2 separate regions of the Mus musculus genome follow, and region 1 is linked to region 2. A link is a loop called in an ENCODE intact Hi-C map of the cell type or tissue named here. Cell type or tissue: left cerebral cortex. All regions are shown on one strand.

Evidence for each region. Peaks named below come from ENCODE experiments on the same cell type or tissue, not always from the same donor. Only the 100,000 strongest peaks of a DNase experiment are listed, where the experiment ranks them.
Region 1: it touches region 2 in a loop (7-fold over the local background); 21 of 42 quality-filtered maps call a loop at or near these places.

Annotation. Positions count from the first base shown.
Region 1 is chr8:84,359,652-84,367,651 of GRCm38, forward strand. It overlaps a transcript of Cacna1a not described here. Among named protein-coding and RNA genes, the nearest start is that of Gm23626, 17 kb to the right of the region's middle. In left cerebral cortex, a CTCF peak has its summit at 4,258 (motif pointing right); a DNase peak (open chromatin) is centred at 4,255.
Region 2 is chr8:84,550,653-84,558,652 of GRCm38, forward strand. Cacna1a (calcium channel, voltage-dependent, P/Q type, alpha 1A subunit) reads left to right here. Exons shown (of 47, transcript NM_007578.3): 16 at 2,361-2,478; 17 at 2,610-2,677; 18 at 6,052-6,158. Among named protein-coding and RNA genes, the nearest start is that of Gm32854, 34 kb to the right of the region's middle. In left cerebral cortex, a CTCF peak has its summit at 3,831 (motif pointing left); DNase peaks (open chromatin) are centred at 789, 2,526, 3,817, 4,198 and 1 more place; H3K27ac peaks cover 1,658 bases.

The sequences.
Region 1 (8,000 bases), 190 kb before region 2:
CCCTGCAGATGGCTTCCTTTCTTGACCTTCATGGGTCCCCAAACTGTAAAAAGGAGAAAGCAGACAGAGGGCCAGCACACAGGCCTCAGTCATCCCTCTCTGCTCTTCCCTGGAGGTGCAGTGTGAGTGGCTGCCACAGACTCTGCTGTGGCTTCCCCTGCAGCAAGGCCCTTATGAGCAGGAAGCTTAGAGCAAGCTTTCATTCTCAAATGTCCTCAGAGCACTTGTGGTAACTGGAACGAGACATTGGCTCCAAGTTCAACTGCAGCTAACCTCCTGCTGTGGACTTTGCCTTCCCTCTGGGTTCTTCTTTGTCTTATTCTGGACATGTTCAGTGCAGTATAAGTTGCTGGAACCCCACAAGTCTATGATCACATTCAACACTCACTAGGATCTTCAGGCTCAGGCCACAAGACCATGCCCCCCCCCTTATTTTCTGAGAATTTAAAAGCAAATCTCAGCCCTTAACTGCCTTTATAAACTTCAGTCCATCTCTAACGCACACGACCTGATCTCTTTGGGGGGTGGGGATGTGGGTGATGCTCTGTGCTATGTTTGATCATCAGCTCTGTTTTTATGATGGAGAAGTACACAGAGCACACAGCTGAACAAGCAGTGGCTTCAGAAACATCAAAATCCAGACCCAGATCTGGAAGTGGGTCCCTTATACAGCACTGGCCACTGGCCCTTGAGGCTATTGATCTAGGAGCTCCTAGGAATGGAGTCTCTGAGTAGCCATCGCTCTGACTAGATCGTCTGTGCTGTGGAGTAACCATATCAGGACGTCCTTACTGGCTCTCCCCTCCCCTCTTCCCCTCCTCTCCTTTCCCCTTTCTTCTGCCTCCCAAGTGCTGGGATTGCAGGTGTGTGCTACCAGGCTGGGCTAAAGTTCCCTTCCTTTGTGTGTGGATTTGTCTGCCTCGTGTGTGTGTGTGTGTGTGTGTGTGTGTGTGTGTGTGTGTGTGAAGGTGAACCTCAGGTGTTCTTGTCTGATCAGGAATTTGCCAAGGCTGGTCAGGCAGGGAGCCTCAGGGAGCCCATGACCTCCCAGTGCTGGGATTTCAGGTGTGCACCACTATGCCTGGTCCTCATGTCCGAGAATTGACCACTGAACCATCCTCCCAGTCCATCTTTCTCTTTTAAGGCTGAGTAATATTCCTTTGTATCTCTAGACTGTTGCACCTCTTACCTGCCCACCTAGCAATGGGACTCATGCTGGCTCCCTTCTGTGTATGAAGCCACACTAAGCATGGGTATACAAGTGTCCCCTCGGACACCCCCTTCAGTTCTTTGGAGATTATATTCTAAGTCAGAATTGCTGGAATTTCAGGTTTCACTAAACTTTTCTGTTGTTTAAAGCCCTCTCTGCTCTCCGTTTCCCTTGCTCTTCCCCCGGCATGGTAAGCCCACTCCTGCCATCCCAGCAGCTGGGAAGTGGAGGCAGGAGGATCAGAGATTCAAGATCATCTTCAACTACATAGAAAATTTCAGGCCAGCCTGGTCTGCAGAGCAAAATCCTGTTTTAAAGAAAAACCAAACAAAACCCCCCAAAGACCGGTGCTGTGTCTTGGTGAAGCACTGGCCCAGCTTGTACTAGGTCCTGTGTTCTACCCCAGCACCACAGAAACCCAGGTGTGGTGGGTGATGCAGATCTGTAAGTCCAGCATTGGAGATGCAGAGGTAGGAGTTCTTGGCTACATAGAAAACTGAAGGTCAGCTTGGGCTATGAAATTTTGTCTCAAAAAACAACCCCTCCTCCAACTGAACAAAACCAAACCTCTCTCTAAAAACATAAAGAGATAAAGGGGTTGTTGAGGCAGGCTAAGGGTTTGCTCAGTGGTCATGAACTCTTCCCAATCATAAGGACTGGGGTTCAGATCGCAGCACTCCCCTCAGGTGGCTCACAAATGCCTGTGACTCCAGCTCCAAGGGATCTGGTCTCCAAGGGTATCAGTGAGCACACACACACACACACACACACACACACACACACACACACACACACACACACACACTCACTCACACACTCAAATCCTTTGTAAAATAAAGGAAGGAAAGAAGGAAGGGAGTGAGGAAGAGAGAAAGAAAGAGGGAAGAGAAAGAGAGGGGAGAGGAAGGAGAGGAGTGAGGAGAGAGGAGAAAGAGACCCCCAGTGGGTCCTACAGTGTGTGCCTGGGTTATCTGAGCTGCTTCTGTGGTCCTGTGGCTGAAACTCCCCACCTGGAGTTTCACCTTGGAGCTAAGGAGCAAGGTTAGCCACCTGGGCAATGACTGAGATCCTCCATCATCAGTTCTGGCTACCCTTTGTTGACAAGCAAATTAGATCAGTACTGTTTGGTGTCTCTTAGGATGAGTGGAGTCTCTCCTTCCCTCCTTTTGAGACAGGGTGTCAGTCTACAGCCCAGGCTGGTCTGGCACTGAGTGACCCTCCTGCTTGGTACCCAGTGCTGGGACTGCAGATGTGCCCCCAACGCCTGATTCTGTCTAGTTTTCCCACCACCCTTTGACAGCCTCACTGTGTAGCCCAGGCAGGTCTTAGATCCTCTTACCTCAGCCCCTGGAATGCTGGCATTATATACACAGCCCACCACACTCCACCAGCTCAATAATTTCTTACTCTTACAGGAAACTATAGAAGAAATAGAATCTTGAAACCATATCTGTAAGCTCTTCAAGGATATAGGAATTAATTCTTTTAACGTTTAAAAGTATTTATTTTATATGCATGTCTGTGTGCCATGCTTATTCAAACCCCAGAAGTTCCCAGCAACCACAATGGCAGCTCATAACCATCTGTGACTTTAGCCCCAGGTCCTCTGGAAGAACAACCAGTGGTCCTAATCACTGAGCCATCTTTCCAGATCTCTCTCTCCCCCGCCCCCACTTTTTTCTTAAACTTGCATGGATGGGCTGGGGATAGGAGTGGTGGGGTGCTGGCCTAGCATCCTTGCAGCCTGAGGCTCCATCCCCAGACCCTCCAGAAAGCTCCACTGTTGCTGACTCACTCTCTGTCTAGTGAAGCCTGTGATGGCCACCAGATCCACATGTGCATGGGAGCCTGAATCCACCTGAGCTCACTGAGAAATGAGGGAGAAGCCGGTGAGCTATGATAACTATCACTTTAGACATACCGCAGGGAGCGAATAGCTGAAATCCTTTCTTTTAGCTGTTTTCAGGTGATGTTATTACTAACCTGTGCTGCAGACTCACAGCTTCCAAGGCTGCAGTCCATGCTCACCAGCTTCAGTTTCTGGGCTGTATTTGTGATGAGGCACGTCATGGTGTGTTGCATATGGTGAGGCAGAACTCACTGAGAGGTATTCTGGGAGGAGAGAGGGATCGGGGTTCTAAATCCCTGTTGGGGGTCAATCCCCTGTGACTTCAGTTTCTTCACTAGACCCCACCCCTCACTGGTCCCATCCATCACTCCCGAACACCAGCACGGGCTTCAGCATGTAGCCTTCGGGGCTCATCTCAGCAGTCCAGACTTTAGGAGTTTTATGAGTACTTACCTGGACATTCACGGTCAGTGTGTGGAGATGCATATGACTGCAGATATGTGTATGTTTGCATGCAGGTGTGTGCTGAGCCAGAGGACAACCTTGGTGACCTTCCCCAGGTGCCCAAGGAGGTCACCAGCAGACCTTGCGGTGAGCTCTGCCTCACTTCCCAGAGGGGGGCTTTTTAAAATTTAAGTCTGAGAGACTTAAATTAAAGATTTATTAAATTAAATTAAAGATTTATTTATTTTATTTATATGAGAACACTGTGGCTGTCTTCAGACACTCCAGAAGAGGCATCAGATCCCATTACAGATGGTTGTGAGCCACCACGTGGTTGCTGGGAATTGAACTCAGGACCTCCGGAAGAGCAGTTAGTGTTCTCAACCGCCAGAGCCTTCTCTCCAGCCCGCAGGGAGCGCTCTTAACTATGAGCCTTGTTGGTTTAGCCCCAGCACACACTGCCTGCCACTGCTGGAATTTTACATTGGTTCTCAGGTCCTAAGCTTGTGTAACAAGCGCTTTACTGTGTGAGCTGTCTCCTCAGCATCATCCCCCTTAGTGTTTTTATGAGACACCATTTCCTTACTCCCGGGAACATTTGGCGATAATTTTACCTCAAACAGCGGAACTGTGTGTGTTTGTCTGGCTCCCCGTGTTGAAAAATGCATCCTTTAGAACCTTTTAGGAACTGCGTTTGCGGACCAGTGGTTTAGAACCGCCGGGTTCCCGCTTGAAGGTTCTGTGGCAGACCACCAGGAGGCGCTGTGGTCCACGAGCTGAGCAGGTACCAGGCCTCAGAAGCCGAAAACGCAGATCCCAGGTTGTGTCTCCTGGCCTTTCGCTTCCCAGCTTTAGGGAGCAGTGTTCTGAGACACTGGTCGCAGAGCCCTCAAGACGTCATTTCTCACCATACCAGTCCTCACACAAACCAGTTCTTTTTAAATGCGAAATGAATCTGGTAAAGATCAGTTGCAGGCAGGCTAGCTGGGCTTTATGCACAAGTTTGGAGACCTGAATTCAATTCCTGGAACCTGTGTAAATGTGCCAGGAGCGACACGGTTCCACATTACCGTCTGAACCCTCTCTGCATGCTGTGGCTCAGGTGTGAGAGCACTCACATACACAATAATAATAAAGGAAAAACTTCCAAGATCAATTGCAAGGGATTGTGGCTGTCTTAGTGGCTGGACTCTCGCCTGGCATGTGGACAGAGTTTGAATCCCAGGTCTATCAGGGTCTACGCGGCTGACCCTGAGAGCGGAAAACCTCGTCCTCTCTATGGTCTGGTTTCCTTGTCTGTAAAGTTGAGACAGCGATAGCATCCAGCTCTGGGTGGCAAACATTTCCTTTTGTTCGTGGGTCTATACATGTTTGTGCGTGCAGGCGTGTATACACACGTGAGCATGCATGTGGAGGTCAGAGGTCAATCACAAGCATAATTTCTCAGGAGACCTCCACTCTGGTTTTGTTTTGTTTTGTTTTGTTTTGTTTTGTTTTGTTTTGTTTTAGTTTTTAAAGAAAGGTCTCTCTCTGTAACCCTGGCTGTGCTGTTCACTATGTACACCCGGCCGACCTGAACTCACAGAAATCTACCTGCCTCTGCCTCCTGAGTGTTGAGATTAAAGACATGTGCCATTTATGCCTGGCTTCCACTCTGGTTTTTAACACAAGTCTCTCATTGGGTCCTGGGGCTCATCATTAGGCTAGCTGTCTGCTCTGCAGCCCCAGCAACCCTGGGATCCTCCGGTCTCCCCTCCCCCTCCCCCTCCCCATGCTAGGGATACAAGGCTGCAAGATGTCTGGCTTTTTCCATGGGTCCTGGGGATGAAGCTCAGGTCCTCATGCTCAGAAGGCTTTCCGCACTGATTCTTCTCTGCAGCCTCAGGCGGCAGCTTCTCTACAGTGTGGGCTCAAAGACACTTGGCGTACATTCTCTGTACCAGGCAGAAGGGACAAATGGTCTCAGGGCCTCGTCTCCATAAGGAAAAGAAAAGAGATGAAACCTGGCTTTTAGACAGGACCTGCTTAGGAATCAGAACGCTTTCTTTCTATTCTTTCTTTCTTTTTTTTTTTAAGGGAAGGAAGGTTGAACAATTCTAGCCTAGTTGATATTAAAAAGAAATAGGTCTGGTCCCAGGGCGCTGCTTCTCCAGTGCAGCTGGCTGGCTTGCAGGGCAGAGAGACCCTCTTTTTGTCCTTTGAATAGTGGCCTTGGCTTCAAGCCACAAAGGAAGGTCTACAGAGGCTCTGGGGTGTCCCTCCCCCCCCCCCAGTGCCTGGCAGGCTCTCCATGCTCTATGCTGGCTCCTAAGTGTCTTGCAAGCACATGTCCCTGAAGTCTCCCTCCTGGCATAGGACTTTTGATGTAGGATTCACTTGTGCCTTAGGTCTCAAGTCTATAACAGTGCTGATCCATCCTTCCTCTTTGTGGGGTCCATGAGCTTACGCTGGCCCGTCTCTCCCTGGCTTTCACCACCAGCACAGGACGATTCTGAGCTTACAACGCCTATCACTTAGGTTTTGAGGCAGGGTCTCTGACTGACCTAGAACTTGTTCATGAGGCTGGGCTGGCTGGTTGGTGACCCCAAGGGCTCTGCCTGTCTCCACAGCCCCAGTGCTGAGATTACACACTTGTGCCACCCTGCCTAGCTTTTATAATCATCATTGTTATTATTTTTATTATTACATTTATATTTTTTGTGTTTATGAGGTTGCATATCAGGGTACACATGTGGAGGTTGGGGGACTTTTTGAAGTCATTCTCTCCTTCCATCACGCAGATCCTGGGGTTCAAACTCAGACCCTCAGTTTTGGTAGGCGACTCCTTTATCCGTTGAGCCACCTTGCTAGACCTGACCTGCCTATATATACATGTATGTATGTATGTATGTATGTATGTATGTATGTATGTATGTGAGACTTTTGCCTACATGTGTGTATTTGTACTGAATGCATGCCTGATTTTTGCAGAGGTCAGAAGAGGGCACCAGAAACCCTGGAAAATGGTGTTACTGACGGTTATGAGCCTCTGTGTGGACCTGGGAACTGAACCTGGGTCCTCTGCAAGAGTAGCAAATACTTATAACCTCTGAGCCATTTCTCAAGTTCTTTCATTCCCTTCTAATGTGTATATGTGTATTCCTGTGCATGGATTTGTGCACAAGAATGAGTCCCCAAATAGGCCAGGATAGGTCACTGGATTTCTGGAACTGGAGTTAGATATGCTATGAGCCACACCCTGCATGAGTTTTGGGAACCAAACTCAACATCCTTAGTGTTCGAGCCACTTCTCCAGCTCTGTTGCTTTGTGCTGCTGCCTCTTCCTCCTTCCCCTCCCCTCCTCTTCCTCCTCTTCCTCCTCTTCCTCTTCTTCCTTCTCTTCTTCTTCCTCTTCCTCCTCCTCCTCCTCCTCCTTTTTAAATGTATGTTCTGAATCTCAGACTCATGTCTTCATAAGAATTTTGGCATCTGTGCCCTTTCCCCAGCCGAGGTCACACTTCTGTGTACTTTAACCCATATTCAGTGCCTTACCCTCTCCCACTTATGCTCATCTGAGGCTCTCTCTAGCTCTTCATTTGCAGTTTGGATGTCACAAATCCACTTTGGGGTGAAAACACAGTTCAACACAAACAGATCAAAAGCAAAGCATGCCCAGAGCTTCCTGGGAGCAGAGTAATCCTGGTCTGATTCCAGTATGGATTCTCATTCCTTGAGGTCCAGTGGCTTCCCGTGAGGAAGCACAGTCTAGATGATTGTTCAGATACCGAGATGGTCGCATCCCAGCCAGTAGAGAGCAGTTGCTTTCTTGTGAGAAAGCTCCCTGATCCTTCCAGGTCCCTTGCTGGGTCTCAGATGCATCCAGAGCATCCATATTCTAGAAGTGATGTCATTTGCAGGTATAGGGAAGGGACCCCAGCCACAGATGCTCAACCCCTTTCCAGAATATGATGGCGAATCTACTTAGAACTTGTGTGCCCATCCCAGACACACTAAGGGGACTTCAAGTGACAGGATGCAGCTGAAGTAGAAAGCTGGGCAGGTGAAATCCACACCAGGCCTCATAAGTCCTCCACAGTCCAGGGAAGGCAAGGGATCCCCCCTTCTCTGAATTGATTTCAGATGATTGTAGCAGACAGAAAGAAAGTAATCACATTAAAAGGTGTTTGAAATCCTAGAGCTCTGCAAAAACAAACCAAACAAAACCTAGCAGATTTTTTGTTGTTTTGTTTTGTTTTTGCTCTTATTTCACCCGGTGTGTGTTTAGCACAGGGGCCATTTCCCCTCCTAGATACATTCAATCTCCAGATGGTTGAGTCTGTAGACCCAGAGAGCCAACCATTTTTTAAGTGCATCTTGGATTTCCACATCTGACCAGGTAAGTAGAGCACACGGCTGAGTGGGAAGGCCTGGGACCAGGGTGTGGCTCTGTGGTTACAGAAAGCAGAGCTGCTGCCCTGGCCCTGAGAGTGACTTCTGGGAGAAGCCTCTCTGCTCTAC
Region 2 (8,000 bases):
CAAACACAAAGAAAAAGCATATAGGCTGCCATACAGGGCCACACAGGAAAGCACCCGGGCCAGTCGAGGTACAGAAGAGCCTTGCTTGAGGTTTCCCTGCGAAGGTGAAGTGGACTGTCTGCCCCACGCTGGAAGGACTGGAAGGAGGTGTCAGGGGAAGCTGATCTCCATCAGAAGAACAATCACTCAATTCTTCCCCATGTCCAGGAATTGGCTTCCCTAAGATAAGACATCCCTCCAGGGCTCCAGGTTCTTAAGTATCAGAATGCAACCAGCAAAGTTGGCTAGGCATGACGCACATTGGACTATTGTCCCAGGACATGGAGGCTGGGGCAAGAGGATGTAAGGTCATCCTCAGTTTACAATGAGTTTGGGGTCAGCCTGGGCTACATGAGACACTGAGGAAGAGAAAAGAAAGACAGATAGAAAGACATAAGGGGGGGGGGAGGAAGGAAGAAGGGAAGCCAAAATGAAAAGAGAGCCCAGGGTAATGTCACACACCTGTAATCCTAACACTCAGGAGGCTGAGACTGGAGGAACTCCAGTTCAAGGTCAGGCTATGAGATCCCACCCAAAACAAGACAAAACAAAAAGGGAAAGGCCTGGTTGATACCTCTACCCATCTTCGAAGCAGGAGTCTCCACGTGTTCCAGGACAAGACGGCTTGCTTCCTTCACTGAGGCTTGGAGAGTGGCCGATCAGAGATCTCTAACATACTCAGATTGAGGTTTTTTCTTTGGGAGAGAACAGACTATGTAGAGAATATGGCCTCCATCCTTCCTTTTCTTAAAAAGCTGGCAGTTTCTAAATGCGACTGCCAGGCTGGCTTGAGAGAAGACAGCTGTGAAGCAACACCCAGAGCCAGAGAGCAGATGATTGGCAGGCCCAAGCTCCTCCCAGGACAGGGACAGTGTCTGCAGACTCTGTTGATGGTCTGCAGACCCCGATGATTGTCACAGACCCTGTTGATTGATTGTCTGCAGACCCTGCTGATTGATTGTCTGCAGACCCTGCTGATGGTCATACCTATTTGGGGTAAGCAGATGACATTGGCATCTGGTTATCAGAGGCCAGGGATGTTCAGCACTGGGCAGGCATGGGTTGCTCCTCCCAGAGAATGACCCACCCTGGACCAGCAGTGCCAGGCTGAGAAGCCTGGCCATAGCAGAGGAGTTCTTTCCTATTTCCTTTATCCTCAGGAGACTGTAAATAGAAGGAAAGAAACTGGGGTAGTGGTTTTTTGTTTTGTTTTGTTTTGTTGTTTTCATTTTAAAAGACAGGAGGGCTGGGTATGGTGATATAGGCCTTTAATCCCTAGTCTACATAGTGGGACCCTGACAATAGATAGATAGGTAGGTATGTAGGTAGACAGACAGACAGACAGACAGACAGGCAGGCAGGCAGATCAATGACATGTCTCAGTAGGCAAACATGATTATCCCCAAGTCTGACAAGTTGAGTCCTATCTCTGGTGCTCATGTGGTAGAAGGAGAGAACGGACTCGTACATATTGTCTTCTGGTCTTCACACTAACACTATGGCATGTGTGTGTGTGTGTGAGAGAGAGAGAGAGACAGACAGACAGACAGACAGACAGAGAATCTCATATAGCCCAGGCTAGCCTCATGCTAGCTGTATAGCTAAGGCTGTCCTTCAACTCATTCTCATGCCCACCTCCCCAGTGCTGGTATGGCAGGCTTGTGCCACCATGCCTGGTTTATGTGGTCCTGGGGATAGAAATCCTGACTTTGTACATGTTAAACACATGCTCTACACTTGCTACATCTTCTGAGCTACATCCCCAAACCTCTGTCTTCCTCTTCCTTCTCTTCTTCCTCTTCCTTCTTCCTCTTCCTCCTCCTTCTCTCCCTCCTCCTCCTCCAAGCCGGAATACAGGCTTCACCCTCTTGACCCCATGTCACCCCAGGTACTTCTTAGAAGGTCCAATAACCATTGGCAAATGTGAGCTAGGCAGGCACTCTGCCACCCAGCTCCATCCCCAGAATCGGTGCCTTTTTAAATTGTTGTTTGCTGTTAGAGACAGGGTCTCGCTAAATTGCCAAATACCAACTCACTCTGAGCTGAGCTTCTGCCTTGGAGCTTGACAGGGACCCATTTAGTCCAGAGCTAACACTTGTGTCACATCAGAAAAGACGGGTCACCAAAAGCCTTGAGACACCCATATCCCCTATTTCCCACAGCCAAGCTGAGAACCCCCAGCCACAGGCACAGAGATAGAAGTTCACAAGGGCTCCAGAAGACCTGGGCTGGGGTTGGGCTGACAGACATGGCCGAAGCTGTGGCTCCAATGAGCTGGTGGCTGAGAGGGGCTTGGCTGTGTGTTTGTCCCTATCTTTCAGATCCTGACTGGCGAGGATTGGAATGAGGTCATGTATGATGGGATCAAGTCTCAGGGGGGCGTGCAGGGCGGCATGGTGTTCTCCATCTACTTCATCGTCCTCACCCTCTTCGGGAACTGTATCCTTCGTGGGCACCAGGGACAGACTGGGTGTGGGTGGAGCAGGCGGGACCCAAATGCCCAGGCTCCACCAGCCCCACCAGGCCGTGAGCTTCCTTCCATCAGCTGCTTTCCCTGACTCGACATACAGACACCCTGCTGAACGTGTTCTTGGCCATCGCAGTGGACAACCTGGCCAATGCCCAGGAGCTCACCAAGGTGGAGGGCACAGTAACCACCTGCTCATGGCAGATCATGACAGCAGGGTTTGGAGGGATGTGGGGGCTGGGTCAGGGCTCTTGCTGGGGATGGGAGCACTGGGCACCTCTCCTGGAGCCATGCCATCCCTGATCAAGATAGTTTGTAGCCCAGAAGGGGAAGGGGACAGTAAGGTGGCTTCTGAGGACAGATATTGAGCCTGCACCCAAAGGCTTGAGGAATAAGGACTTTCAGGATAATGGGCACTGCTGCCAGCCAAAGGATGGGGCAAGGAGTGACTTGGTAGGGCCTCTGGCAGAGCTGGAGCTAGCAAGGCTCAGACACAGTGACAAGGGTTGCCCCTTCCCCCAAATCACCCTCCTTCTGACTTCCACAGGGAGCATGCCAGGGGACAGTTGATAGGAGGTTCGAGACAAGGTGCACAGGTTACCTGGCTGGGAAGACAGGGTGGGTCTGCAGGCTTATGTTTCCACCTGTGACCCTGTGCTGAGGAACTAGCCAGATGGAATGCCCTCAGGCTGGCCTTCCAAGGGACAACAGTACAGAGCTGTGGTCCAGGTGCCAGGCTCCACTCCAGTCCTCCTTCGGAGAAGGGGAAACTGAGGGTCAGAAAGAAAAGATCCATGGTCGCAGATGGTATGGCCACTACTTAAAGCATCATGCAGCCAGCGTGGTGGTGTGTGACTGAGCACAGAACTGAGGTAGGAGGATTGAAAGTTTAAGACGCGTGCCACATAAAGAACCTGTGTTCCCTCAAAAAAAAAAAAAAAAAGATATGCATGTGTGTGTGTGTGTGTGTGTGTGTGTGTGTGTGTGTGTGTATACACACACACACACACACACACCACATGTGGGAAAGCCAAGGCCAGGGAAGGTAGATGCCAGTGCCATACACCAGGAACTGCAAGAGCAAAGATGGAGCCCTACAAAGGGCAGAGAAGAGCTGGGGCAGGAACTCGGGAAGAAAAGTCACCGGGTGAGATGAAGCCCAGGTTTCATTCCTACTCAGTGACGCTGAATTATCTGGGGACAAGCTGGCATCACGTGCCCCTCAAGGCATCCTCCGGCATCCTAAGTGTCCTCAGGTCCATGCCAGTCAGGCCTGGGGGAGGAAACCCTGCTTTCTGCAAAGCAGCTCACGCCCCCTGGTGGCTGTGAACAGAGCAGCCAGATTATGGGCTGCGCAGAAAACCCTGGACAAGGTGGTGATGAGTGGGGCCCATGTGCCAGAGCTGGGCTCATCGGCCTTGGAGGAGAAAACATAGAGAAACCGCAGTTTGTGCAGTCTTGAGGTGTCAGGGACAGAGACCATCTTTCCTGCAGCCACGGCTGGCTCTGCAGAATTAACACACAATGCTTGCAGGCAGAGTCTTCCTCCCAGCCCCGGAGCCCCTCCCCAGTGCCTCAGAACCCAGGACTGCAAGGCTACAGGGGTAGGGGCTGCCAAGCTTCCATCTGTTTGCCCTGGCAGGAGGGAGGGAGAATTTCCCAGCCCCACCTCCGGCAGGGAAAAGCGGAAGTCTCCCACCCCAGGCACAAAGCCAAGAGTTCAGCCACCATGAAGCTGGCTGGCATGTGTCACCACAGTCCGATCCAGCCATGAGCTCATCCAAGACACAGGAGGCTGGCATGGGAAGACAGGCCAGCTACACTCCAAAGTGAAGGCAGCCATCCCCCTGCAGACCCCCGTCTTCCCCTTCATCCACTGTACATGTGGCTCACACCATTGTAATCCCCAAGCAAAGGAAGGGACTTGTTTGAGCTACATTTTACAGATACCATGCCTCATCCGTAATCATGGATTGACTACCAACAGTGAGCACAGGCTCGAAGCCAGGGAGAGTACGGTGAGCAAGACAGACAGACAGACAACAGTCCCTGCCCTGGGAGGACAGGATTCAGGTTGTAGAGGCAGGCCAGAAATCAGATGCATTTTTAAAAGCACTGTTTGTTAGTGCTGAAGGGAATAGTGCAGTGGGTTGAGTCAGGGAGTCCTGGAAGCTTGGTCATGAAGAAGAGACACAGAGAAATGGAGAGATTTTACTGAGGGTCACACAGCAATAAGTGGTTATGGCTGGGATTTTCACCCTGGCTGAATCTGAACCTTGTGGTTTTCTCCACTGCACACGAGACAATTAAACCTGAATGTGCTTCACACCCACCCAGCTGCCGGCTGAAAGTGTAGATCCCGAAGGCAGCCCTGGGTCTGCAGGTGCTGCCGGGGCCGGGAAACATTCGTTTTCAGTGTGGCTGAGACCAATGTTCCAACCACCTGGGTCTAAAAGATGCTGGACACGGTGCCTGACATCAGGGAACCCTGTCTCCTGTCACTGACAGTGATTAAGGTGCAGGTTACTTCTGTTCCAGGGGAGCTTAGAAAGTGGGGGCAGTCCCCATAGCTTCTCTTATTGGTGGGTTTGGTTTTATCTCTTTCCTCCTTGTTTTTTCTTTGTCTTTCCATTGATGGGTTTTTCTTTTCTTTCTCTCTCCCTCTCTCTCTCTCTCTCTCTCTCTCTCTCTCTTCCTTTCTTTCAATTTTTTTGTTTTTTTTTAACAAAGAGTCTCAATTTGTAGCCCTAGCTGACCTTGAACTCACTATGTAGACCAGGCTAGCCTCAAACTCACAGAGAACTTCCTGCCTCTACCTCCTGAGCATTAGGATTAATGGCGTTCATCACCTGCACCACACTGGGCAACTGAGGGCTTTTCTGCGACATAGTGAAATGACTTTAAGTCCCCAACCACCTAGGCCATGAATTGAAACCATAAGCCAACCCCTCTCTCCCCATCTTCCCACAGTTGGGGCTGCGGATAGATCTTATAAACCCCAGACTGCCTTTGGGCTGTTGACAGTTGGGGAACCTACGGCTCTGCCTCTGGGGATGTCGAAGGGAGCGGATTCTGAGCACTTAAACGACCTGTAAAGCACAGAACACCTACAGACACAGGGCTGGGAGTGCAGCTCAGGGACAGAGCTCTGTTCCAGCTAGCATAAAACCTGAAACACAGTTGGGGGAACAGAGGCAGGGTAGCCAGGCATGCGTGCATGTGCCTGTTATTCTAGTACTGGGGAGGCTGGGCTGAGACCATCTCAAGTTCCAAACCAGCTTGGGCTACCAAGGTTAATAAGCTAGCAAGCCAGCATGACCACACGGGAATGGCAGTATACTTCACCACCCAGTCTGACGGGGGTGGGGGGTGGGGTGGGGGGCTTGGTTCTAACTGGTGAAGGTCCAAGCTGAAGTTACTTCTCAGTACTTCACTTTTGCCCCAGCTGGCAGCGAGGTGGGAAATCCCCCCCTGGAGGTGGGAAGTGCCCCCCACCCCCGCCAGGCCCTTTGTTCTTGTGAACAAGAATCCCACTTACCTTCCAGGATGAGCAAGAAGAGGAAGAGGCAGCCAATCAGAAGCTGGCTCTACAGAAAGCCAAGGAGGTAGCAGAAGTGAGTCCCCTGTCTGCAGCCAACATGTCCATAGCCGTGTAAGTATCCCCAAGCCTTAAGCGCCACCCAGGCAAGGATGTGGGGAGAGTTAGCGTGGCCCCTAACTGCTGAGCCTGGGAGAGGTCGGCACCTTTGCTTTCTCGTCCCCTTTCACTCTGTATTTAATGAACACCTACAATGAGCCTGGTCCTGTTGTAACTGCTGGGAAGGCAGCATCCATGTCAGGGAGGGGCACTGTTGTGTAGCTGTTCAAGTCAGAGAAATAATAAATAATAAGCAAGACAAGTAAGTAAATTATACCCTGTGGAACCTCCAGGAAGCATCTGGGAAGGGGCAGGGAGCTGAGGAGTGCAGAACTTGAGCCAGGCTTCACTGCAGCCCCACAGATGTGACTTTATAGCCAGGGGTGCTGGCACATGCCTCATTCGAGATAGAGACAGGCAGATCTGTGTGAGTTCAAGAACAGCCAGGTCCAGACTAGGCATAGTGAGATGCTGTCTCCAGAAAACAAACTTGTTAGGAAAGGTGTCTTCATTAGGGTTTTACTGCTGTGAGCAGACACCATGAACAAGACAACTCTTATAAGGACAACTAATTAATTGGGGCTGGCTTACAGGTTCAGAGGTTCAGTCCATTATCATCAAGACAGGAACATGGCAGCATCCAGGCAGGCATGGTACAGGAGGATGGAGAGTTCTACATCTTCATCAAAGACTGCTAGCAGAATACTGACTTCCAGGCAGCTAGGATGAAGTTCTTAAAGTCCACACCCACAGTGACATAGCTACTCCAACAAGGCCTCACTTCCAAATAGTGCCTTCTGGGCCAAGCATATTCAAAGCATGACAAAAGGCCTTGCCTAAAAAGAAACAAATTTTGAAGGAAATGAGAGAGGAGGCAAGGCTCGGAGGCAGGGGTGTTCCAGGAATGGGAAAGAGACTAGCATGGCTGAAAAAGAGTGAGTGAGAGACAGACTTAGAGGAAAATGTAGGGAAGGGAACAGAATAGGCAAGGCTAGACCACAGGAAAAACTTGTGCTTGGGCTCCAAGAGTTGTTGTTCCCCAGTTAAGTTACAGCCAGAGAGAGTTCTTGAGCAGTGGAGGTTTAAGACCAGACTCAGATACCCTCTAATTATTCTTGTGGTAATAGAATGTAGTGGGGTGGGGATCTTATGTGTACCTGAAGGTCAGACTCAAGAACCTGGGCTGGCTCAGGCAAAAGAGATGACTGGGCAAGGTCATGGGTGCAGCTGCGATTCAAGACAGATTCTAAGGGAAGAGCAGACACTTCACTGGTGAATCAGAGGCAGTGACTTGGAAAGTGTCTTAGTTAAAGGGAGGCTCAGGAACACCCACATTCAGAGCCACATCTCTGCTGATGGCTAGTGGGAGTGGCTATGGCAGGGCAAAGGCATGCACAGCCAACTGCTTTCCTCCAGGGGTGCCCATGACTCGAACCTGCACACCCCAGCTGCTCACCACCCAGAAGAAAAGGATCGGAGATGGCTTCATGTGCTGCCATTTAAATTGTGTGTTTGTTCGTTTGTTGGATTGTTCTTTCATTCATTCTGGCACTGGGGATGGAACCCAGGGATTCATTTGTGGTAGGCAGGCAAGGCCTCCGTCACTGAGCCACACAACCAGCCCCTCACTGGTAGAATCTTGAACTCTGGTAGTGTGACAATGGGAGCCTGTAGTGAGGCAGGGTATTTTAATGAAAACCCAAACTGCACAGCTCAAGGTGCTGGAGAAGCCGAGAGAAAGAAGGTGCCAAGGGCGGCCCAATATCCCGTTCAGAGGCAGTTCTTCATAACCTAACTTCCTCCAAGTAGACCCTGCCCCCTAAAGTGTGCCACTTCGCGTTAGCCCATGTGTCTATA